2 separate regions of the Homo sapiens genome follow, and region 2 is linked to region 1. Evidence: chromatin loops called from intact Hi-C (ENCODE). Cell type or tissue: PC-9. All regions are shown on one strand. Each heading gives the region's core, and the rest is flanking DNA. Links, peaks and the distances in the headings are about the cores only. Region 1 overlaps HIVEP3 (HIVEP zinc finger 3). Region 2 overlaps HIVEP3 (HIVEP zinc finger 3).

Region 1 (11,891 bases), core at 2,330-10,329:
ACTGACCCTCAGCCTCCAGGAACACTATCGGCAGGAACACAGCCCGTGTGGGATGCCTGGGGTTGCAAAAGAAAAGTTATTTCAGGTTCAACTGAGTTATAATTTATTTTTTCTAACTGATCATTACTGCTGCGGCTCTATAAATAACCACCTAGGGAGTCTGCTTTTCTGCTCCCAAATCCTCAAAAAGCATTGCCAGGTTCTCTGTGGTTTCTGGCCTGCCAAGCACACAGCACATTTCTTTTCTGTGCAGCCCTTCAGGGAATCCTTCTGCAGTGCATGCCAAGGAATCTGCTGAGTTCTGCCCAACTCAGTCCTCCCCTTCCTGATCCAATTCCTCTCCTCCAAACTGGCCATCCAGCCCTCCTCCCCCATTCCACAAGAGGCCCCTCTCCCTGGACACAGGTGGTTCCCAAGCCAAGGTCCCGGCTTCTCTCTGTTTACTCTGCTTCCATCCAACTGCAACCCTCCATGCTTAGAAGACAAGAGTTATTTGTACTACAGAAATCCAGCTGTGGCATCATTTGAGGTCAAGCCCAGGAAGAAAAGAGGGTTGGTCTGATGGTATCACCAGTAAAATATCAAGGGTCAATACCACCCCAGGAAGGGTGGCTGTGGTTTACATGAAATCAATTTAAGTGATTTAAAGAAGAATGTATTTCAAGTACAACTCAGTTTAACCAAGTATAGAAAAAAAAAAATCATGTTCCTGATGATGTTCTAAAGGATGTACGTTTAGGCCCTTTCTAAATAACATGGGGTTTTCTCCTTAAACAGAGGAACTAGACGGGAACTAATATTCATCAAGACCCACTCCACACCAAGCAATTTTGTTTCATTTTCACAACATGATGCCTATGAGGTATGCATCCTCATGCCCATCTTGTAGATGGGAGTCCTGAGAAAAGGACTTGCTCAAAGTCATGCAGAAGGAAAGAGGTAGGGGTGAGACTCAAGCCCAAGTTTTTCCCCTGCTACCTCCTATTACCTCTCTAAGCTAGAAGACTGGAGTTTCAATGTATGTTTATTTTTCTAACTTTCAGATTACTTTTGCAGCTCAGAAAGCAAGGACAACCTGGATATTTCACCACAGTTCCTTAACAGCCATATAACTCTTTGGAGTTAGCCTCTCCAACTAGTTAACTGTGAAATCTCAATCAATCAATCAATCTCTCTCTCTCTCTCTCTCACCATTTATTACGACAATGACCATAAAGGCTATGGTCATTCAGGTTGCTTTAATGGTCTAAAAATGAGAGCTTATGTATTTTTGAATAGTTTTAAAAATGATCATTCCTAACATTTACAAAATAATGGAAAACATAAGTTTTACCCAGTAATCAATGCTCCACGGAAGGTTAGGTGGCCCTGCAGATGCTACCACAGCACTCTGCTCTGTTGGGACACCTTTTCCACCATATTGGAATGGACTGTTTCCTTGTCTGACTCTCCTTCTAGGCCGGTGATCCCCAAAGCTTTTTGGTCATATGCCCTAACAATAAACATTTGAGTGTACCTGCCTATGTGCACATTTGTTTATTTATAAATTATATTCATGCCCTGTCATTCACAAAAATGGGAAAAAGGATGAGATGTGTGTGGGTCATCTTCCTATGTGTCTATCTACTTCTCAATCATAATTTCTTCCTGCCCCACAATGGACCATCTCACCTTCCATGGTCTCCAACACCGACATCCCACTTTGGAGACCACTCTCCTAGGATATGTGCTCATCATCCCTCATTTATTCATTTCCCACTGTCTCCAGTAACACCTACCCTATGCTGGGTACTATGCTAGGTGCTGGGGATAGTGGGTGAACCACATGGACAAGGATCATGTTTTCCATAGAGCTTACAATCCAGCGGGTGAAACAGTGTCAGATAATGTCAGAGAGAGAAAACAGCCACAAGAAAGTAAAACAAGATGATGTGATGTTAAGTGATGGAGAATGTCTACAGGGGTAAGAGGGAAGTCACGATGGACCAGACCAGCAGCTCAGCAAAGGCCTCTGTGACCTGCATGAGGAGGGGGTCTAGTGGGAGAGGGGGTGCCTGGGCAGACAGAATGTCAAGTGCAAAGCTTCCGAGGCAGGAAAGAAGGCCATTGTGGCTGGATTATAATACATCAGTAAGAAGAGAGGCTGGAGAAGCTGGAGAGGTTGGCAGCTCAGGCTGGAGAGTCCTGACCCCACTGCTTACTGGCTGGGTGGCCTTGGGTATTAATGCTATATGCTGCCCAGGGTTATTAAAGGAATTATGTAAAGGATTGAAAGAGTAAATCTATGAAACATCAACATCAGTTAGAAGAATGCCCAGCACACAGTTGGCATCAACAAATGACTGCCCCTAGGGTCTGTTTACTTATTTATCATTAGTCTCCCCTGTGGCATGGAAGCTGGGCCTGGCCAGTTTTCTACCCTGCCGAACCAGAGTAGCTGGCACCATGCCCAGCCTATAGAAAGAACTCAATGAAAATTTGGTAAATGAATGGGTTTTAAAAATGGGTAATGGCTAAGGAAAATCAGAATTTGGCTAAATATTAAAAAATAGATTTTCGTAAACAATTTTTTCTAATTATAAAAGTAATGTCATGTCTTCAATATTTTAAACAAAAATGGGGTCATATTCTACATACCGCTTAGTACCTATTTTCCACTCCACATGTCTGTTACAAGAGGCAGGAGAATGTAAGGGTAGGGATGTGGGCTCTGGAGACAGATTGCCTGGATTCACATCCTACCTCCACCACTGGCCACCTAGAGCATCTCTCTGAAGTTACCAAGCCAAAGGACATTTGGGATTTTTAAGGCTTTTTAACACATATTGCCAAATAGTCTTTAAGAAATAGGTGTGAGCCCATCTCCTCAAACCTTCATCTACGCTGACTGCTAACCTTTAGACAATCTTTGCCAATTTGTTAGGGGAAAGAACAACCTTTCATTGTTCTAATTTGCCTTTCTTTAATTACCAGGGATGACTAACAGTTTTTCATTTGCCTTGTTCCTCTTGCGAATTGCCTGTTCATGTTTAAAAAGGAAGCCCGTTTTCATAATTAGATGCAGCAGAGTAGGTGGCCTCAAAGTGAACTCCCTACCGCTGGGAAGGGTTGAGCAGGGCCAGGTGGTTGCCCATCAGGGAACTGGGCATCTCTGTGCCTTGTGGACAGCAGAACTGGATGAGCTCTGAAGTCCTTTATTACACTGGGATCATTTCACTCTTGTCCAGACCAGCAAAGGTAGCAGGCAAACCTCAAAGAAAAGATGGCTTGCGGATCAACAACTGGATTCTGAAGACCTCCACCAGGATTTCCCAAGGTGGATTTGATGCCTAAACATCTCTCATAAGCTTCTGCATAAAGACACCCCAGTTATATCGGAGAGAAGAGTCAAATCGACATGGTTATGCCTCTAGTAGCTACAGCATGCCACAGTGGGGGAATTCCTTAAATCTCCCCCTTGACAAGATGGAAAACCTTCGTGGTCATAGATCAAATCCTACCACAACAAACATGTTCATAATCAAGGTCAGCATAGCACAAAGACTCCTAAGGTGGGGCCAGTGGTCTGTTTATCTCAAGCTATAACTTTTTTCCCTGCTTTGCATTTGGCTTTGGTACAAGAATTTGACATAAACACCCTCCTAACCCCACTCCCCTACAGGTATTTACATAGCAATTTTCTCCTGAGCTGGTCAAAACCCTGCTAGGACTTGGAGAATTCCATTGTGTTTGTAGTAAGCAGACACCTGGAGCCAGATAGCTCTTAGAGAATAAACTATTCTTGGATTGGAAAGGGATCTGAATGTATCTGACGCCCTCCTTTTGCAAAAATTTTGCAGTGTTTTCAGAGGACCTTCTACATTTTCACTAAGGGGATATTTCCCCCTAATATCTCCACCATTGCCATTGTTGGAGTTTCCTGCTGGGTCTGGCCCCCACAGGTATAATGCCAGCTGGAAACAGAACACTCACATCTCTTAAATTACTCCACTAACGAAGAAGTCACACGTGGAATTAGAATTCTGGCTAATTTTCCTGTGGGCACACCTTAAGCACACAAACCTGAAAGCAGCAGAGCAGCGAAACTGGCAGCCAAAATAAAGCAAAAAGAAGAACATCTTCCAGGAGGGAGGTGGAATCAGATTGAGGCAAAGCCAGGACTAGGTTCTTGGCAACGTGATTAAAATCCCGAACTACGAGGGAGGAGAGGCCTTGCTGCCAGCCCCTCAGCACACTCGAGCCAGGGCACTGGAGGTGGGTGGTGGTTAAAAGCTGTGTGCCATTCACAGCCTATAGCACTGCCTGTGTCCGTCAGTATGGGCAGAATGGCTAATGACTCCAAATAAAACTCCTACACCATGCTCCATCTGGGGACCATGTTATAGCTGAATACACAAAGTCACTTTGTAGCTTGCCCGATAAGTCCACTTTAATTCCTCCAAAATAATTCATGGAGGCCTGTGAGCACACTGCACCAGGCCAAGCACTAGGGTTATAAAAAAGAAATGAAAAAAGAAAAACCTAGTTGCTCTACTCTAAGGGCTTATGATTTAACCAAGGAGATGAGATTCACAATGGTAGCTGGCAATACGGTAAATCAAGGCACAAAGAATCCAGGAGTGTGTTCTGCTAGAGGCCCAAGAGGGCAGCTGGCATTTTCAGGAGGATGCAGGTCAGCCTTTATGGGAAAATGGATTGAGTTTACCTTGAAGGGTGGGGAAATTTTAGGCAGGTGGCTAAGAAGTGAGCTGGCCTCTGGGGATGTGGGGAGACTGTGAGCGCCGCATGAGACAGGCTCTGCATCCTGCACATGCTGCCTGCATTTCCAGCCCTGGGAGGAGGATTTGTGCAAGGGAGGCAGAGATGAGAGCGTTGATAGGAAGGAAGGAGGCCAGATTTCAGAGAGGTCTGAATCCCACACAGAGAAGCTTGGGCTTTCTCCAATAAGCTGCAGGGAGCAGTTGGAGACTTGTGAACAGCAGATTAACATAATTAAATAAAAACTTCAAGACTTTAGCTTTTTGTGGGGATGCAGACTAGACGAGAGGTGATGAGAACATTAGAAAGCTTTTACAGTGTAGACCAGGCTGGCCACGGTGTTGGCAACGGGAGAGAAAGAAATAGATCTGGAAGATACCACAAAGCAAATATCTAAAGGGCTTGGAAACAAATTTGGCCGGGGGGCGGATGAAGGATGAGTCAGGGGCAGTTCTGAATTTTAAAACTTGGGGGATGTGAGGTGGAGGTGGCATCGTCAGACATAAAGACACAGGTTCGAGCAGCTTTACAAGAACTTAAAAAGGCCAGACCACCCAAAGGTGGCACTGACTGGAAGCACGAGGCTACGGACAATGCTTCCTCATTTCAAAGGGGAGTTAACAAGTTAAGTGAAGTTTTATCCACCAATGAAATGGCTGTCTGTCCAAACAAATAAGCAACAAGTGTGGGCTCTGCACTCCTCTCCACCTCTCTTGCTCCTTCCGTTGATGCTCCCCTAACATTTATCTGACCATAAGCTAAGAGCAGTCATGAGAACAAGATAGAAATCCTCAGAAATCCAGAACTCTAATCCTTCCTTCTGCTGAAATACTGTAGGGCTTAGTTATTTTCACACTTATGCATATGCTTCAGTGTGTAAGAACTGAGTCATTGTTTTCTTTTCTCCTCCCCTCTCCCCTCTCTTTCCCTCCTCTTTGCCACCCAGCACCTCCTCTGCCTCCACCCCCAAGCCACTGCAAACATCCTGGCATGCATCTCTCCCCATCCATTTCTGCATGGCTGTCAACATTTCCCATTCCCTCCAAGCTTGCCTCCTGCCTCCTATTTCTTTAGACACACTGGGAGTCTAAGAAATGAACTACAGATTCAACAGGACTGTGGACCACAGATCTTGACAAAGACAGGCAGCTTGTTGTGAAAAGAGAATTGGAGGGCAGGTCAGAGACTTAGGTTTTAGGAGTCAGGCAAGGGAATCAGATAAAGATCCCTGAAAACAAGGGATATCATCACTGCCCAGCTTTACTGACGTAGAGACAAGTTTTCTCACTTGGCAGATATAGACGGAAGATAAGCAGGTTCCCTTTCAGATGGTAACCCCAAGTGCAGTGGCTCACAGCTGCAGTTATTCTGAATGGCAGCGGGAGGGAAGGAAACAATGAATGCACACACACACAAGAGCAATGCTTAAGGTGAAATGGACTTGAACAGTCTCAAATGCACACCTCCTCCAGTTCCTGGAAGGCAAGGATGAGTCAAACAGAAGTTGAATTTCACAGGCGTTCCTCCTCCACTGTCACATACGTTCCCAGACGCAGAGTCATCTGTGCACATGTCACCCAGCATCGACTGCTACCAGCAACTGCCTCCTGGGAAGTTAAGCTGCAGGGTCAGATCTGCTTCTGCTGGGGAGCTGAAAGTAAACTGCGTAAGGTGGGGGTGATCCCAGTAATGTGAGGGCAGGAAAAAGCAGAGAACGCTGGAAAAGGATGGCAGGAATTAACATGGCTCTGAAGAGAGGAGCCAAGGATCACCTGATCTGTAGAGCCTGGAATCTGCAGTTATTTCTAGTTTCCTAGACAACCCTGACTAAACTAGGAAGACATCTGAACTCCGGCTCAAAAATAATATAGGTTCTTGGAATGGGACAAAAGAAGAAAGGAAAGGGGAGGTGATACCATGTGCCAGTTCAGGGAGTGGGGACCAGACCTTCAGAGAAAGGAAGGTCTTCCCAAATGGAAGCTGAAATCCCAGTGGGCATTATGCTTTCTGTACTTTTGCATTTGTAGCCAAGAGCATGATTCTAATTCTGGTTCTCCAGCGGAGGTGCGGGCAGCACATGTGCATGAGTTCGTCAAAATTGATCTAACGGCACACATAAGATCTGTACATTTCACTGTATGTAAATTAGATCCTAGTAATTCTACCTCTCTCAATTAGTTGGTTGTGTGACCTTGGACAAGTCATTTAAATTTTTGTAGTCCAGGATTCTCCATCTGTCAAGCTGAAGCTAAGAAGCTGGCCTCTAAGTTTCTCCCTGGCTCTAAAATTTACGATTGTGAGAGCTGATTATTGCAGGAAATGAGCAAATACATCCAGATTAAGAAGGGCCGCAACTATTGATAGAAGCTAAGAAGAATTTCTGAATGGGATTAGCCATCTGCAGAAAATTCCCCCTAAATCATCCATCCTGGAATCAGACGTGGAGAGAGGTGAAGATTCCATCCTCTGCACCAAAAGGAAGTGGCAGCCCCTCCTGGCTCTGCATTTTCCCCTCCTTCCCATCCGCTCTCCCCTACAGACTCTCTAAATTCTTCCACTGGAGATTCCCCAAGGGCTCAGGATTGGGACAGGCCTTTTCTTCCCTTCCTTCCAAATTTCCTTTGGGTTTATAGCACCCTGGTCGGGTTCACAGGAAGGGAAAGGAGAGGGAAGAAACCATTCACATTTGGGTGTGCGTAGCAAGCAGAGAGCTGGAGGGTTACAGAAACTTAGAGGAGGTCAGAGCCAGACAATCATCTCCCCATCCTATGTCTTATGGATAAGAAAATGAAGATGCAGAAAACTAGTGTGACTTCTCACCATTTCTAAAGCCCCGGAAAGAACAGATCAAGGAGGCAGCTGTGGCCATCTTCAGGCTGGTTCTTTCACATAGAGATGCTCCTACTTACTCCATAAATAGTTTGTCATGGGCAACTTTCAGACAGAGGAGCTGGAACTACCCTAACCGGGCACTGGAACATGTGTAAGTAGACCACCTGGCTCACCTGTTTCTCTTCTCAGAGGGGCTCTGAGTCATGAGGAGAACCTCTGGATATGCAGAATGGATAAACTGCTTCTGTCAGGATGGAAAGGAATTCACAGATGTCTTGCCAGCAGCTAACCAGTGACACAGCTGAATGGTAGCAGGCCCATGGAAACACTCTGGATAAGAAAGACTATCAAAGGAGCATCAGGTCCAGATTGCAAATTGCTTTAGCAGCTAACATAGGCATAAAGACAGAACGACCCACTCTAATCCAAGGGGGTTACGCTTCAGCGCTGGCTGCCTCTGACTCTCACCCTTGACCCAGCCCATTCATCAGTATGTTGATAAGCAGATTCTCTTCACAGAGCTCCTTAATCTGGTTTCCCAGGGAGGTCTTGCAGAGATTAATGAGAGCACTGTGCTTCCTGCCAGTTTTTGAGGCTGGGACAGTTAAACAGCAAGGGTGAAGGAGCTTGTCATAAAGTACACAAACCATCCCATCATTGGACTTGACCCCATTAGGTGGTTAACTCAAACATCTTCTCAATGTAGACACTTGGATCTATTTTTTTTATTCACTCTCTCCTTGGTAGCCAGCAAAATTAAAGCCCTTCCTCATATCATCGTTCACGCCATCTTTTATAATAGTCACAGCCACAACAGCAGCTGGGGCTAAACAAAGATTAGGAGCAATAAGGATCAGATGGGACAGACAGGAGATCTGGTCCTACCAAGGGGCATCACCAATGAGCTGGACCCACTGTGCAGCCCACCTGTCAAATGCCATTTGCCACCTCTGGCGGTGATAGCAGGGGCAGCTGGGGCTGAATCCATGAATCCTGAGGTCTCACAGAAGTACAGCCACCCCTGTCATCTAGCCCCTCCCCTCAGAATATGCTCTGGGGAGCTGTCACATCCCACACTGCAGGCTGATGGAAGACACAGACACACTCTTGGGTCCTGGCATTATCGCTGTTTCCTCTGGTTACCTTTAAAGAAGGGCGTCTCTGAGTGCTGGGTCCTCCACTGGAAATAATGTGGGGAAACTGGATGAGCTCTGCAGAGATGAGAATTATTTTGAAGCAAAGTAAGAAATGACCAGGGAACTCTAGATTGGAATACAGCTTGTGAATTCCTAGGTAGGTGTAGACTCAAGAGTTTATAGGAACTTATATTTGCTGTTATTTTTTAAAAGTCTTAAAAGTTAAAATTTACAGCAATAGCAAGAAGGAGGACAAAGTGCAACAGCTTTAACTATGAGCTAATACCAAGGTTAACACTATCTGTCCATTACACGTAGCTTTGGGATTTGGCAAAAAGGAAAAAAAACCACATAACACGGAGCTTTGAGCTCATAAATAGGTCCCAAAGACTTGACAAATAAACTAACAAGGCTTTTATGGTAGAAGGGAGCATCGAAATCTGAGGCCTTCTGTGCCTTCTCTCCCCGCTGCTGTGATGGCAGCTGGCAACTGGGCCCTACTGTCCATTAACAAAACAGAGAGACGGATAACTATCCAGCCGAGGCCAGCTTCCTCACACCAGGCAGATCCACAGTGGACTCTCAGGAATCTTCAGCACCCTTTACACCAGCAGTGGTCAAAGTGGGGGGTGCAGCTGCCTTGGGACTGAGAGATGGGGATGGACACATCTGCAGGGAGGGGTCAGGCTCTAGCCCCTTTCCCCAGGCCACCACTCCTCAGAGGCTGGTCCTCCACCCCAGCTTCAGGGACAGGGGATGCATGGTGGAAACCACTGCAGCTGCTGCATTAGCAACCTTCAAGAGCCAAAGATTCTCTTCTCTCTAGCCAGAGAGGGAAGGCAAACAGGTTAGGGTGACCTGCAGCTCAGGGTCGGCCCCAGGCCAGGCCACTGCCTGTACTGACTCCTGGGCCTCTATGCAGTGCACTCCACTTTCTAGGGCAGGCTGCTTGCCAAGGATTCACAGTGGACCTGGCTGCTCCCTGTGGGACTCACTGGATCTGGACCCAGGACCAAGCCTGCTTGCCAGGAGCAGAAGGTCAGGTTGGTTTAAAAAGGTAACCTCTGTCCTTTCCCAGTTCCGTTCCTTTCTCTTCCCCAGCTACCTCCTCCTCTTCTCCAAATCAGCCTTCTCTTGGCTCAGTTTCTGACCTTGGGTATTTTCCCCAAGGAACACATCCGACCATCAGGCACTCAAAGGAGCATGAGCCTAGTCTTTTCCTCAAGCAAATCACCCCGGTACAGTCAGCAGCTGCAGAGCACAGGGAGCTCCTGGCATGCTAAAGGTCATTTACAGATCACTGAAAAATCTGGACAAGATGCTAATGTCCCAGCTCAATGCCCATGTCCTGACTTAAACCTTGACTGTGTCTTAAGGACACTCAACGTCAGGATACCTATGACAGAAAGAGGGACTTCTGAGTATTTCAGGCATAACAGGCAAAACAGACATCTTTAAAGCTTGCAAAATATATGATTCTGTCATTCCTCTGCATCCTCACCACCACCATGATGGAGAGCCAGGGCCAGTCTTTCCAATCATCACTCAAGCTTCCAGTGGCTATTGGGCACTCTCCCTCTTAGAGAGGGGACACTCCAGCAGGAACTCCAGGTAGAGAGCTGTTCTGCAGTGGGCATTTCTAGCTCAGGGCCAGCCTCCGAGACTCTCCAGGAGTGGCATGAAATGAGGTGGATGGGGCTTCCTTGTCCTGGCCATCATGTGCCTACAGCAGGCATTGGCAAGCTTTTTCTATAAAGGGCCAGAAAGGGTTATGGACCATCTTCTTTGATGTTTTTATTTTACAACTCTTTAGAAATGTAAGAATCATCCTTAGTTTGAGGTGCCATATAAAAACAGGCGGCAGGCAAATTTGGCTCACAAGCAGGCTGCAGTTTGCAGACCCCCTCCTAGAGGAAGATGCTGAGGCCTCACCAAGCAGCCCCTCCCCACCTTCCCTCTCTAGCCTGACTCCTCCAGACTCATTCCAGCTGCACGTGGCACCTGTACTAGGCCGCAGGATGGCCTTCTTGCTGCAGGCATTTCAATGAGAAAATATGCTGCATGGATCATGAGTGATTCTGTCTCCCTCGTGCTTAACCTTGGAAGCACAAGGCCCTGCTGGCCTCACCTCAAGGTCTCACCTGCCCATACTCATGCGACCTTGTCCACCATCTCTCCACTACGAGGTGCCATCTGGTAAATGGCCTAACTTGGGTTCTTCCTCCCACGCCTCCTGTGTAGGTTCAGGGCAGGGAGACCAAGGTAAATCCTGTCAGTTCTATCTGAAGGCAGAGCCTGGATCCAATCACTTCCCACCCCTCCAATGCTATCACCTAGAACACAGCCACAGCCTCCCATCTGGACTCCCTGCTTCGATCTCTGCCCTCCCCCCTCCCCTTCCAAAAGCTCCCAGAGGCTTTCCATCTCACTCAAAATAAAAGCCAATGTCTCTGAGCAGTGAAAGCCACCCACCATGGTCATCCAGGTCCTATCACTGACCTGCTGAGCCCCAACTGGCCCGCATGGCCACCTGGCTGGCCTCAGTGCCTCCTCTTTCCCCTAGCTGATACTAACTCCAGCCACACTGGCCTCCTTCCTACCCTGCTTTTCCTCTTAGCCATGAACACCATCAGTAGTTATATAATAGTTTGTGGGGGTTTTTTTTTTTTTGGTCTTGTTTTTCTCACTCAAATATAAGCTCTGTCAAATAGAGTCTGACTTCAGTGTTACACTCCAGGGCCCAGTGTCAGCCTTGGGTAGGTGCTCTACAAATATACAAATATTTGGAGAATGCATGGGGACAGGATGCCCTGCTGATGGGTGAGAGATGGTGGCACTGTCATGACACTGTGTATCAATTTGCACTTGGATACTTTTATGCAAATAAGTCTCTTGCTCTTAAGTCCCCTCCTCCCCCGCCTTAGTAGCCAGATGAACCGATAAGACACTGAAAACAGATACACCCCTGGAGACACTAGTCTCCAATTTTTTGTTTATATTCAACCCTAAAGCAATAACAACAAACTCATATTCCAACTGAACTAGTCAATTATCTCAGGGGAAAACAACAAACGATTGCTTTATGGTTTAGAGCACACCTGTGCGTGGCTCTCCCGCACTCACCACAACCACCCTCCCATGAGCACAGCAAGGAAAGAGAAAGCA
Region 2 (11,891 bases), core at 1,860-9,859, 190 kb before region 1:
ATAAGATTCATTCTACTTCTGGAGCTACAATTCAAGAAAACTGTGATCCAGGTGTCCCGGGCTAGAATGCTGAATGCTTGTTTCCACGGAAATGTTATACACACACACACACACACACACACACACACACAGTCTGGATCTGCTGTAAAGCCAGCATCACACTGTAGAGACTTTACAAGCTAAAAGAGATTAGAGCAGAGGGCAGGTTTGGCATCTGATCTGCCATCTAGAAAGCTATCTCTATGGAATTTTGTTTCCAGCTTATAACAACAAAATTAGACACAATTTTGGAACCCACTGTTGCTCCCAAGGAGCTAGGGACCAGCACAGTGTGTTGGGAGCACTTTTAAGGTGGGGTGGGGCTGAGCAACCAGGCCCTGTGGGCCTTCTGGGTTATTTATGTTTAGGTCTTACACTGACTTAGCAACCATCCCCTCTCCATCCTCCATCCCCATTGCTGTGCTTTCCTGGACTCAGATGCTTTGGTTGTTTTCCTGTTTGGGGTGTGTGTGCGTGTGTGTGTGTGTGTGTGTATGTGTGTGTGTGTGCATGTGCACATGTATGGTAGGTGCTCTCTTCATAGACCTGTTGCACACATGAAGCTTCTGTCCTGGGACAGAGACTAGAGTTTGCATTTTATGGATATCACCTTCCTGAGGTCCAGTCCTCCAGACTCAGTTCCCATCCTTTCTCTCCAGCCTGAGAACTGTGTTTCCAGCTTCCTGACTTAACTTGATGCTGTGGATAACAGCATGGGCCTTGGAGCCACATAGACCTGGGTTCAGGCTCCAGCCCCACATTTACTGTGTCACCTTGGGCATGTTACTTGATGTCACTGATCTTGACGTTCTCATCTCCAAGGGCTGCTGGGAAGTTTTGACAAGACACTGCAATAGAACTCTTCAGTGTACAAAATAGTAGGTGCTCAATAAACAGTAGCATTGATTACTGTCCTCCCATATGGTGACTCAGAATCCTCCTCCTCTCATACTGCTCATCTTCATGGATGTGGGCATCAATCTTCTCAAGCCCGAAGCCAGAAGCCCTTCTCCATGCCTGGTGCCTCAATTCAGGCCACCATCACCAACAAGTTCCAACAGCCTTCTCCCTGGCACCGTGCCCAGCTTACCCCTGCAATCCATTCTCCACACAGGTAGAACTCTCTAGGACACCTTCAAGTGGGTCCCTGTTCAGCGAAACCACCCGGTCTATTAGGGCCTTTAACAACAGAGCCTCAGTTTACCAGTCCAAACCTCCCTCTCTCTGCACTATCCCCATCCACCCTATGCTCCCACCATACAGAATCTCTCACTGTTTCTGAGCCTTCCAAGCACATTTTGCACATGCAGTTCCCTATACTTTTCCCCTCACCCATCTGCTTGGCCAGCTCCCACTCAGCCTTCCAGGCCAGCTCAGAGGCCACTTCCCTTGTGAAGGCTTCCCTGGCCCCCAGGGAGTGTTGGCGTTTCCTTTGCCATGAGCCTCCAGCACTTGATACAGACTGTCCTGGCTTGTGCCCCACTATGAGAGTCATTTCTTCATGTGTCTGCTGCCCCCTTAGATTCTGCATCTCTGTGCATGACCAAATCTTAGCTCTAGGAATGTCACAGATATTCAGAGCATGCTGAACTGTTAACACACGGCTGCTCTGACCATCCTGCCTGGTAACCAGCAACTACAGGAGGCCAGTTGGCCTCAAGCTCATGGAATAGTTTTCCCCAAATGACAAAAGCATCCTCTTTTCCTATACTTCAGACTGAGACCTGGGTCTGGCCTAAGCTCTGAGACTGCCTCATTCTGGCTTTTCACCAGCATTTTGGGGGACTCCCACAGGGCTCAGCAGGCCCCAGGTGGGGAAGGCGGGGCCTTCAGTTCCAGGAAATCAGAAGATTAGTCAAGCCACACTCCCCTGGCAGCTGTGAGAACAGGTTTTCCCCAAGCCAAGGGACTTGCAAGATCATCAATAACAACAAATATTTACTCTGCCCATGGCTTTGTGCCCACCAAGGGAGGTGCATAAGTACAGCATCAACTTCCACAGCTTGGATTAAGATGGATGTGGGTGCATGTCCTGGTCCTGACACTTACTGGCTGCTTAACTCCCCTATACCTCAGTTTTCACAGCTGCTAAATTGGGAGAATAACACATCCCAGGAAAAATTTAGAGGAATAAATTAGAGCAGATAAAATTAAAAGAGAAAATGCATTTAAAGTATCAATAACAGAAGCAATATGTATTAGTCACTCAATAAAGAAGCCCCCCCCAAGCCCCCCAACTCAAGCTCTTTGGGGGATACTATGATGAACAAGACCTAGTCCTTGCCAATAGCTGATGAAGTGAGGGAAGGGGGACATGAGAATTAAATCAGACCCTATAAACATGAACACAAGGTAAACAGCAACAGGAATGACAAAAAAGAGTTCTGGGAGTAGCAGAGGGAGAGAAGAATTCTGAGATGCCCTTACATTCTTCTTCTCTCCTGAGACTTTCATCCAACTGATTGATATAATCCATGTGGCCAGCCCAGGGCGAAGGGCTGGGTAGGGCAGTGGGTGGGCAGGAAGGAATCCCGAGGCAAGACAAATGAGGCCTGAAGGATCCTGTGCTCAGGCAGCTCACAGTCTGGTTCCGGAGAGGCCTTGCACACTACAGAAAATAACTATGACAACAGTGGATGAAAGCAGTGAATGCTGCCGAAGACATGGGCGAGAGAGATGAATACGGGAGGGGTGAGGCCTGGTGCAAAGGCTACTTTCAAAAGCCTGCATCCACAGCAAAGGACTGTGGAAGTGGCCTCACCCCATCCCTGCTCAGGCTCTGCTCCCACTGCAGCCCTTCTGACCTCTCAAGGCCAGAGGTGAGAACCCCAATCCTTCAGCCTTGCAATCTTCCCACTTGCAGTCATGCCCAGGAAGGGAGTGGCCTGGGCCAGACAGCTCACTAGTCCGTAAACATAATGTGAATTTGGATACTCCACTTTTCCCCATGCTGTTCCTTCTACCTGGCATGCCCTTCCTCCTCCTATCCCCCATCCACCCTTCCCTCCAGCTCCCCTGTAAATTCTCTTTGCCTATTTAGTGAACTCGTCCTATAAGCTCTCCTTCAAAAGTCCTGTTTTTCTTATTTTTTCCTGACTTCCACTCTCAGCAGAATTGAAAGCACCCTTCTCAGTGATGTTCTGGTAATTAGCTTTGTATATACCATCAAAATATTTCTCACATTATAGTAAAGTATTTGTGTCTGGTGCCCCTACTAGGTTAGGAGAGCTCTGGGGTCAATGCTTGGTACCTACTAGGTGCTCAATAAACAGGGCACCTGGAAGGCTTTCTCCTGAGGCTTCCCGCAGCTGGGGTGGAATATGGCAGCCTCTGCTACTCTGCCTGGGAGTGCAGAGGAAGCTTCCATGATCCCTCAGGAACTCCAGACTCTTAGTCCAGTCAGCCATGTACCTTCCGGCCTGAAAACAAGCCCTCTGAGAGCTGTCTTCCCCAGGATTTTCTGCTGATCTCTTGCAACTTGCTCCTCAAACCCACCCTGAACTCTGACTGGATTAGAATCCCAGCAAGGGTCCTGGGCACCTGGCTGTGTCCTATTTAGAAAGGGCTGAGTCAGGCGAACTTATAAGCAGAGGCAATGTCCCAGAGGGTGGCAGGGTGGAAGCGCTGAGGGGAGACCTGGGGAGGGGAAGGCAGGCCTGTGAATTTGGTGGGTCTTGGTTTGAAGGTGAAAGATCAATAGCAGTCTGGGGGTGGGAGGAGGGTGTGATGGTTAATTCCATGTGCCATCTCGACTGGGCCATGGGGTGCCCAGACATTTGGCCAAACATTGTTCCAGGTATGTCTGTGGGGGTGTTTCTGGGTGAGATGAACATTTGGATCAGTAGACTTAAAGCAGATTACCCTCCCTAACATGGGAGAGCTTCATCCAATCTACTGAAGACCTGAATAGAATGAAAAGGCTGAGTGGGAGGAAACTCCTCCTGCCTGACTGCTTGAGCTGGGACATTGGTCTTTTCCTGCCTTTGCACCAGAATGAAACATCGGCTCTTCTTGGGTCTCAAGCCTACCCACTTGCAGAATGGAACTTATACCATTGGCTTTCCTGGGCCTCAGGCCTTCAGACTCAGACTAGAAATACACATGGGCTCTCCTGGATCTCCAGCTTGCTGACAGCAGATCATAGGACTTCTCAGCCCCCATAAGCACATGAGCTAATTATTTACAATAAGTCTCTTCCTATGTCTATATCTACATTTATCTCTATGCCTATCATATTGATTTTGGTTCTCTAGAGAACCCTTATAGATGTCTAAATCAGGACTTCCCTCAGATACCAGGAGGACCCCATATTCCTTTTTGGGGTCTCACATCTCCAACAACTCTGAAGTAAGTGAGCATTTCCTTCTTCCTCATAGCTAGCAGAGGCCTCACTCCCTGGGAGGGCCTCTTTGCAGATGGGCAGAAGCCGTCAGTCCTCTGTGGACTCCTAGCACTCAATATGGGTCCTGGCACCCAGTAGGTGCACAGTGATATTGACTGAACGAATGCATACCTCACACTTATTTGGGTAGCCCTTTATGGTTTGGGGCATAATCACACCCATGTCCTCATGGGTGTGATCCCAAGGCTCTGTGAGGGGCAGGGCAGGGACCATCAGCCCCAGTTAATAGATGAGCAAACAGAGGCCCAGAGAGGACCTAGAAGCAGTTCCAGCAGAAGGACCCTATCTCCAGGGCATTGGCTTTCTCTGGAGCAGCCATGGCCCATGTTTAGCAAAAACAGGATGCTGCCCTGAGCCCAGGTGCCTCCATCCCCCCTGAATTCATGCACTCTGTAACACATGTTCAGCCACTATTGGCTGGGCCCTGTTCTAGGGACTTAGAGTGCATCAGTGAACAAAATGAACAAAAATCTCTGCCCCATGGAACTTATGTTCTAGGGGAAAGAGACAGACAGTAAACAAGAAACAGAATAAGTAAGTAAACTATAGAGCATATTAGCAGGAGGTATGGACTATGGCAACAAGGCAGAACAGAGTAAGGGAACCAGGAATGCAGGGGTGGGAGATGAGTCACAAGTTTAAATAGGGTGGTTAGAGTCAGCCTCATTGAGAAGGTGGCATTTGAGCAGCAACTTGAAGCAGGGGAAGAATTAAGCCACGCAGTTACTAGGAAAGGCCTTTATAGGCAAAGGGGCAACCAGTGCAAAGGCCCTGCGTCGGGCATATTACACAGGGCCTGGCAGGCCACCGTGAGAGCTGTGGCTTTCAGAGAGATAAAAGAAGGCCCACACAGAGGCCTCCAACAGATTCTACCCTTCCTGGAGTGTGGGGCCTGCTCAGGCAGATAATAGGAGAGCCAGAGGATGCCTGAATGGAGGTGGGAACGGTAGACAAAGAAGAGGTGGGAAGAAATTTTCCCTGATTATCATCCCTTTCTGCTTCAACCAGACACCCCCAAGCAAAGGCAGCTCCTGCGGGTGGGGGACAGGCCCCTCCCCACCCTGCCTCTCCTAAGCCTCCCTCTCAGGGGACTTGTGAGGAGTTAATGAAGTTGAGCCCAGGAAAGCACCACAGGTAGACTGTAGAACGCTGGGCCCCCAGCTGGCTATCACCATCACTGCCCAGCCTCGACAGGGAGGCAGGGGCTTCGCCTTTCCTCTGCTACACACTGGCAGATGCAAGAAGCAGATCCGCTCCGAAGCCTAGATGAAGTCGCAGTTAGCAGCCTAATTTTAGACTGAGCATCTGCTCTTCCGTCCCAGAGATGCAGCTCTGTCTGGGATTTGCTCCTTCTGGAATTGCCGGAGAAACGAATCCTGCTCTCGGGGGCAGGCACTGGTGGTGTCCAGATCAGAGCTGACCAATAGGCCCTGCCATGGGGAAGGCCTCAGGAGCTGTGCCACCCTGGCCATCCTGTGTCCTCCTAGCTGAGCTCCCATCTCACACTGACATCTACAGAGTCCTATAGCTTCCATCTTGGAGTCCCACTCTGCCTTCTCAGAAAGCCACAGGTCAAATGAGGCTCCGCCTCACGCAGAACAGGGGACCTCCTGGACAGGAGTGGCTTTTATCCATCCCCACACCCACAGCTCCCAGCGCAGACCCCGAAGAATTCATCCCAGGTGAGTACGGCCCAGTCAGACTAAGACTAGGAGAGCACAAAGGAAGGACCAGTTGTTTGCAAATCTTCCCAGGAAAGCTTGTCAGAGGAGATGAGTTTTGAGTTGGATTTTGAAGAGTGGGTAGGTATTTATCAGTGGAAAAGCCAGGAAAAGCTATGGAGGCAGGGGAAACAGCTGAAAAGAATATGAAAGTTGGAGAATGGCCTGAAGGGAGGGAGAAGAAAGTGGGGAGACCCTGGTGGGGATTGGGCAGGGGCTGGGTGCAGTTGAGTTGGGCCACAACTCCAGGCTAAGCAGTTGGGGTTGTATCTGCAGGTGGGAGAGTCTATGGGGGCCCTTAGCGCATGAGTGTGCTCTGACAGATGGCTGTGGAAGACTTCCAGGTGGGAAGCCCATGCCCCTCTCACCTGGGAGAGCCACTTTCCCTGTTGACTTCCTCCATGGTTTGCCAGGTCCTTTGGGGCCCTCCCCACCTCCCTGGCACATGTGGGGCAGGCCCCATGTGCAGAGTACACTGTGGATACTCACTCCCCTCCCAGACCCCCACCTGAGCTCTGCCCACACATCTCCTGGCATCAGGCCCATCACCTCCCACCCTTCTGACCGCTGCAGCCACTGCTTGGTCCTTGTCTGAATCCCCAGTTCCCATGGGCAGTGTTCTTTTGCTTCTCCGGCCTCAGCTTCTCTGCCCTGGGGCTGTTATCTCAAGATTCCTCAAGAATGACTCTGCAGTCCCACGTGCCTCTCCCTACCTTTCTGTTTGTGGGCGGCAAGCCCTGTTCTCTGAGCTAAGGACTTTCTACACATCACCTTGCTTTATCCCCCAACAATCCTGGAAGATGTTTATTATTTATCCCTTTTTACAGGTGAAGAAAAGGGTTTGATGAGCTTAATTTGTGATTGATCACACAGCCAGGAAGTGGTAGAGTGGAGGCCGTCTGCCTCTCAGTCCTCTCCCACCAGGTTCCCCCAGCCTTGAGGGCAGGGCTTGAGCAGTGATGCCCAGGCCAGAGGCAGTCAAGACATCTGGCCAGTTCAGGTGGGGAGTGAGGAGAGTGAAAGAGGAGGAAGACTCAGCCAGGGACCATGCCTGGATTCCCTTGAGAAAGAATGAGTTAAACACTTACGTAAAGAGATTTGCAAATAGATTCTACAAAACAACATTTGGATGATTTAAGTGTTAAGGAATCAGAACCATATGGATTAAATGTCCCTGACGTTACGTATGGTTTTAAAAATTAGAAGGAAATGTACCGGGAATATACACATGTATAAAATATGTAAAGCCAGGCCACATTTTTAGCTTTGTGGACATGGAGTTATTTGAAAAATACGGCACAGCTTCTCCCAGGCTGGCGGTCCCCCTGCCCCCTCCCCAGGCCTTGTCTTCTCCCCCACCAAATGGGGCTCAGCTCCCTCCCTAGGGGCCCAGCCTGAGAAAGAGACTTCCTGGAACAGCCGGCTAGCTGCTCTAACCACAGGACAGTTGGAGCCAAACAGCTGGGTCAGGAACGACTGGGGTCTCCCAGAGGCCAGATGGGTGGTCTCAGGTGCAAAGAGGCAGTGAGAGAATGCAAGTTTCCCAGGAGGACCTTTAAGTACTTTATAGAGAAGATGTTGAGTAGCTCAGGAGAGGCAGACAGCATTTTCAGTTCATTATTGCTTTTGAACCTCACTCAGTTTCCCCAGCAGCCACAGGAGGAAAAGGTTATTACCCCCATTTCATAGGAGGGGAGGCTGAGGCTGAGGAGGGCTGGCTGCTCGGCTTAGCTTACAGGCAGTGCACCAGACCACGACCTGGATTTCCTGGTTACACACCCAGAGCTTCTCCTCACTGTATCTCACTGCTTGAAACAAACCAAAACCGCGAGCCTGAGTCCAATTTCTTGAACTCTAAGCATTTTTTTTCTTTCAAGATTGTGTTAGCTTCTCAAGCTTGAAGGTTTATCTGGCAGGGTATTTTTGAGGACTCCCTAAGTATGAATAAATCAAGTTTGGTTGTGAGTCTAAATTGCACATGCTGTTGAGCTAGGGAAGAAGGGATAAAATGTTCAGTTTGGGAAAAACCAAACCATCAGAAATTTCCTGGCCAAGTCCTGGTGGTGAAGAGAGAGGATGAGAACAAAAAGCCAGTTCGTTAAAAGCATCACGTTAGGTGCCAGGAGTGTGGGACCTCCCTGAACCCCCACCCCAGCCCGTGCAGAAGGTGGGGTTGTCTTTCTTCTGCAGAAAAGGAAACAGGCACAGAGAGCTTTGATGATGCACAGCTGCGTTTCTAACCCCTGCCTCTCTGACACCAGGGCGGGGCATTTCCCTAAACCCAGCTGGCTGGGGCCGACCTCCCCAGAGGGGCTTGTCAGATGAAGCCAGAAGCAGGTTTGTCAGGAGAATTGAATGTCACCCAGACATAATCCCCGTGTCGGGAAAGCTGGCCCTGAGTCTGTCTCATGCCCCGCCAGGTCTCCAATGCCCAGTCCAGTGCCTGATGTTTGTTAAATGATCATTAAACAAATCAATGGGTGAAGAGGAAGGAGGCATCAAGGAACCACTACATCCTCCCCTTCTCTTTCTTCCATTCCCCACCCATGCCACTGTTTTGTGGACACAAGGGATGGCCTTCCCACGAATGTATTCATTCTGGCGATGCTTCATCCTGTTCAGTGGCATTCATGCTTACAGCCTGTCCAGAGCTCTCAGGGTGCTGACTGGAACCTGGAGTATTTCAAGGACGTGGGATTCTCAGGGCAGGAACCAGGGGAAAAGGAGAAAGGGCAGAGGAATGAGGACAGAGAAGGTGAGAGACTCCCAGCTCTGGAACTTCCTCCCTGCCCCGTACCCAGGACCCCTCCGTAGAGTTTGCAGTAGATCTGCCCGTCGATGGGTTTCCTATAATGGCCTATTCACAGGTGTCCTTTGTCCAGGGTTATCCCAGCCCCACCCGGCTGCCGGCCACCAGGATGGAATCCTCACGCTGAGATCACATCCAGCCGCCTTTCCACACAAGCACCTCTGAGGAGTCCCTTTGTCTGCAGCCTTTCCCATGGTCAATTACGTTGGGAAAACACTGCCTATTCCACAGTCACCTTGGAGCTCCCCAGTGTACACAGCAATGCACAAAGCCCTGAGAGGGGCGGGTAAAGAAAACAGCTCATCTTTAGTCCACACTTATTGGAACAGAACAGGGACTCCCCTTTTCCCCCACACAGGTCCCATCCTCTGCACCCCATTTTCACAGCCATGGAATTCTTAAAATGCTGGCACAGGCAGCCTAGAAAGCCCCTCAGAGGCCTTCTGCTGGCTTCTCATTTATAGAACCATCCTCCCATGGGTGTCCCTGTCCCCCCACAGGTACCCCAAATGTCCTTGACTCCAGGCTTTAATCCGTACCCCTGTGTGCCCCATGCCTGTCCTGCTTAAATCCTCTCAATGGCTTCCTTCTGCTATTAAGACAAAGGCCAAATTCTTCCACATGGTGTCCAAGGCCTGCTTCAGTGACCCCACCTGCCCCTCCTGCCACATCTCCCCCTCGATCCACCTGGGGCGTAGGGTCTTCTTTCGGTGCCCCCTGCCTCAGGGCCTTTGTACATGCTGTGTCTGTGCCTGGGACACTCTGCTCGTACATCCCTTCCACATCCAGCGGACTCCTCTTCAACCTTTCCATTTCCCCTTGCATGTCACCTCCTCAGGGAAGCCCTCCCCTGCCCCCAACTAAACCAGGCCCTGTGCACATTCCCCAGCACCAGGCATCTCCTCTCCAGAGCCTCTCAAGTAGCAGCATTTGTAACTTTTATTTATGTGTGCAGTCTTGTCAGATGAGAGTGACATGTATGTTTTGCTCACCATGGAATCTCCAGAAACTGTCAGAGTAGCTGTGACCCACATGGATTGTTTCTCAATGCTGAGCCCTGGGATCAGAGAACTGATCACCCTGTGAGGTTAGTACTGAGGTGCTGTCTCCACTCAGAGCCTGCTGAGCCCTAGGAAGACCAGGAGAGTTTACCACTCATCGTGAATTCCCTGCACCTGGCATAGAATATGATTCAAACTCAGCCCTCAATATGGGTGTAGAGGAAAGTGTGCAGGGGTGGTGGGTGAGCCCATGGGAAGGAGAACCAGGCCACAGGCTCTGCTGATGATTGCGGCTCCAGGGTGTGTCCACACGGCCCAGCTCAGACACATAATGTTATGGAGCTGAGGTGACATAGGATCTTGGGGACCGGGGACAGGACAGCTGGGGAACTGCCAATGGCCGGGCAACATCTAATGCCACATCACCCCGCTTCCCCTCGACCAGCTCTGCCAACCAGGTGTTTCTTTTCTTTTCTTTCTTTTTTTTTTTGACGGAGTCTTGCTCTGTCCCTCAGGTTGGAGTGCAGTGGCACCATCTCGGCTCACTGCAACCTCCGCCTCCCAGGCTCAACTGATTCTCCTGCCTTAACCTCCCCAGTAGCTGGGATTACAGGAATGTGCCACCATGCCCCACTAATTTTTGTATTTTTAGTAGAGACGGGGTTTCACCATGGTGGCCAGGCTGGTCTTGAACTCCTGACCTCGTGATCCATCTGCCTTGGCCTCTGAAAGTGCTGGGATTACAGGCGTGAGCCACCGTGCCCGGCAACTAGGTGTTTCTCAGCACTCCCTGAGGCCTGGGTGAGGCTGGGGATGGCGGGGACAGTTTCCTCCCCATGCAGGAGAAGGTGGAAGAACAGGGGAGTCAGACTCCAGCCCAATGTCTCAGAAATTCACTGTGGGAGCATGGCAGGGTCACACAATGCTTCCGAGCCTCAGTTTCCCTATCTGTAAGATTTAAGGGATAAGCCAATATAGAATGATTTACATATTTTGCCTCACATTATTACTGACTCAGCGCTTTCATCCATCTCAGGGTAATGCACGACCATTCCTTTTCTTTCTCTGTTCAGTATCCTCTCTCCCCTTTCTTCTGGCAAGAATTCCTCAGGAAACTGCCCCCCAACTCCACTCTCAATTCAGGCAGGGCTTCCCTTCACAGGAGGCCACCATCCTGGCCAGGGCAGGGAGGGGCAACCTGTTTGGCCAAACACAATCGCGCAGTGACCCAGGAGTAGTCATGTGGCCCAAGACGGGCCAATCACAGCACCTCCCTAGGATTTTTCACCCTGCAACAGCTGGGAGGAAAGTCCACTTTTCATTCTGGAGTCACCAGCTGGGATGGTGAAGGCTAGGGAGCCAGCAGGGGCCATGGCCCTTCTCCACCCTGCAGAGTCACTGTGTTATGCCGTGTGGAGGATGACGCCCAAAAGCAGCAGATGAGACTGAGATCAACACGAAAAGGAGTAAAGATGAAAAGAATGGGGAAAATAAGAGTCTGGTGATCTGATGACATTATATCAGCTCCTGGATCTAGCCATGCCTGAGCTCCACCACCTACTCATCCCTATAAAATGAGACAATGAGACAAAACTCAGTTTCTCTCTTCCCACCCCAACTCTCACTTTTAAACAATCTCTGAAAAGGCAGGAGGAATGAAAATGAGCATGCACTGAGAGCCATGCACTGCTCTAACACGCTTCACACGTATAATCCGGTCTAATCCTCATGACAAGCCTATGTCGTAAGAGAGAAATACAATAGTGTGACAGAAGACAATGGATGCTAGAAAAGGGTGTTAAAGACCTGAGCTCTAATCTTAGCTCTGCCGTGCACCAGCGGTGTGACATTGAGTCAGTTCCTTAACTTCTCTGGGCTTATCTTTGCTTCACTATAAAATGGGGTAGTGATGCCTACCT

Evidence for each region. A loop is a pair of places that touch in the nucleus more often than their neighbours do. Peaks named below come from ENCODE experiments on the same cell type or tissue, not always from the same donor. Only the 100,000 strongest peaks of a DNase experiment are listed, where the experiment ranks them.
Region 2: it touches region 1 in a loop (4-fold over the local background); 3 of 110 quality-filtered maps call a loop at or near these places.

What each region holds. Positions count from the first base shown.
Region 1 is chr1:41,856,815-41,868,705 of GRCh38, forward strand. All of the region lies in intron 1 of HIVEP3 (HIVEP zinc finger 3), which reads right to left. Among named protein-coding and RNA genes, the nearest start is that of HIVEP3, 56 kb to the right of the region's middle. In PC-9, for the core only: no CTCF peak of the experiment used is centred there; DNase peaks (open chromatin) are centred at 3,647, 5,167, 5,667, 6,267 and 1 weaker place; H3K4me3 peaks cover 1,581 bases; H3K27ac peaks cover 4,610 bases.
Region 2 is chr1:41,665,610-41,677,500 of GRCh38, forward strand. The region is part of intron 2 of HIVEP3 (HIVEP zinc finger 3); the gene reads right to left. Among named protein-coding and RNA genes, the nearest start is that of EDN2, 190 kb to the left of the region's middle. RefSeq lists enhancers at 5,216-5,806, 6,989-7,578. In PC-9, for the core only: no CTCF peak of the experiment used is centred there; DNase peaks (open chromatin) are centred at 1,972, 5,142 and 6,842; H3K27ac peaks cover 3,352 bases.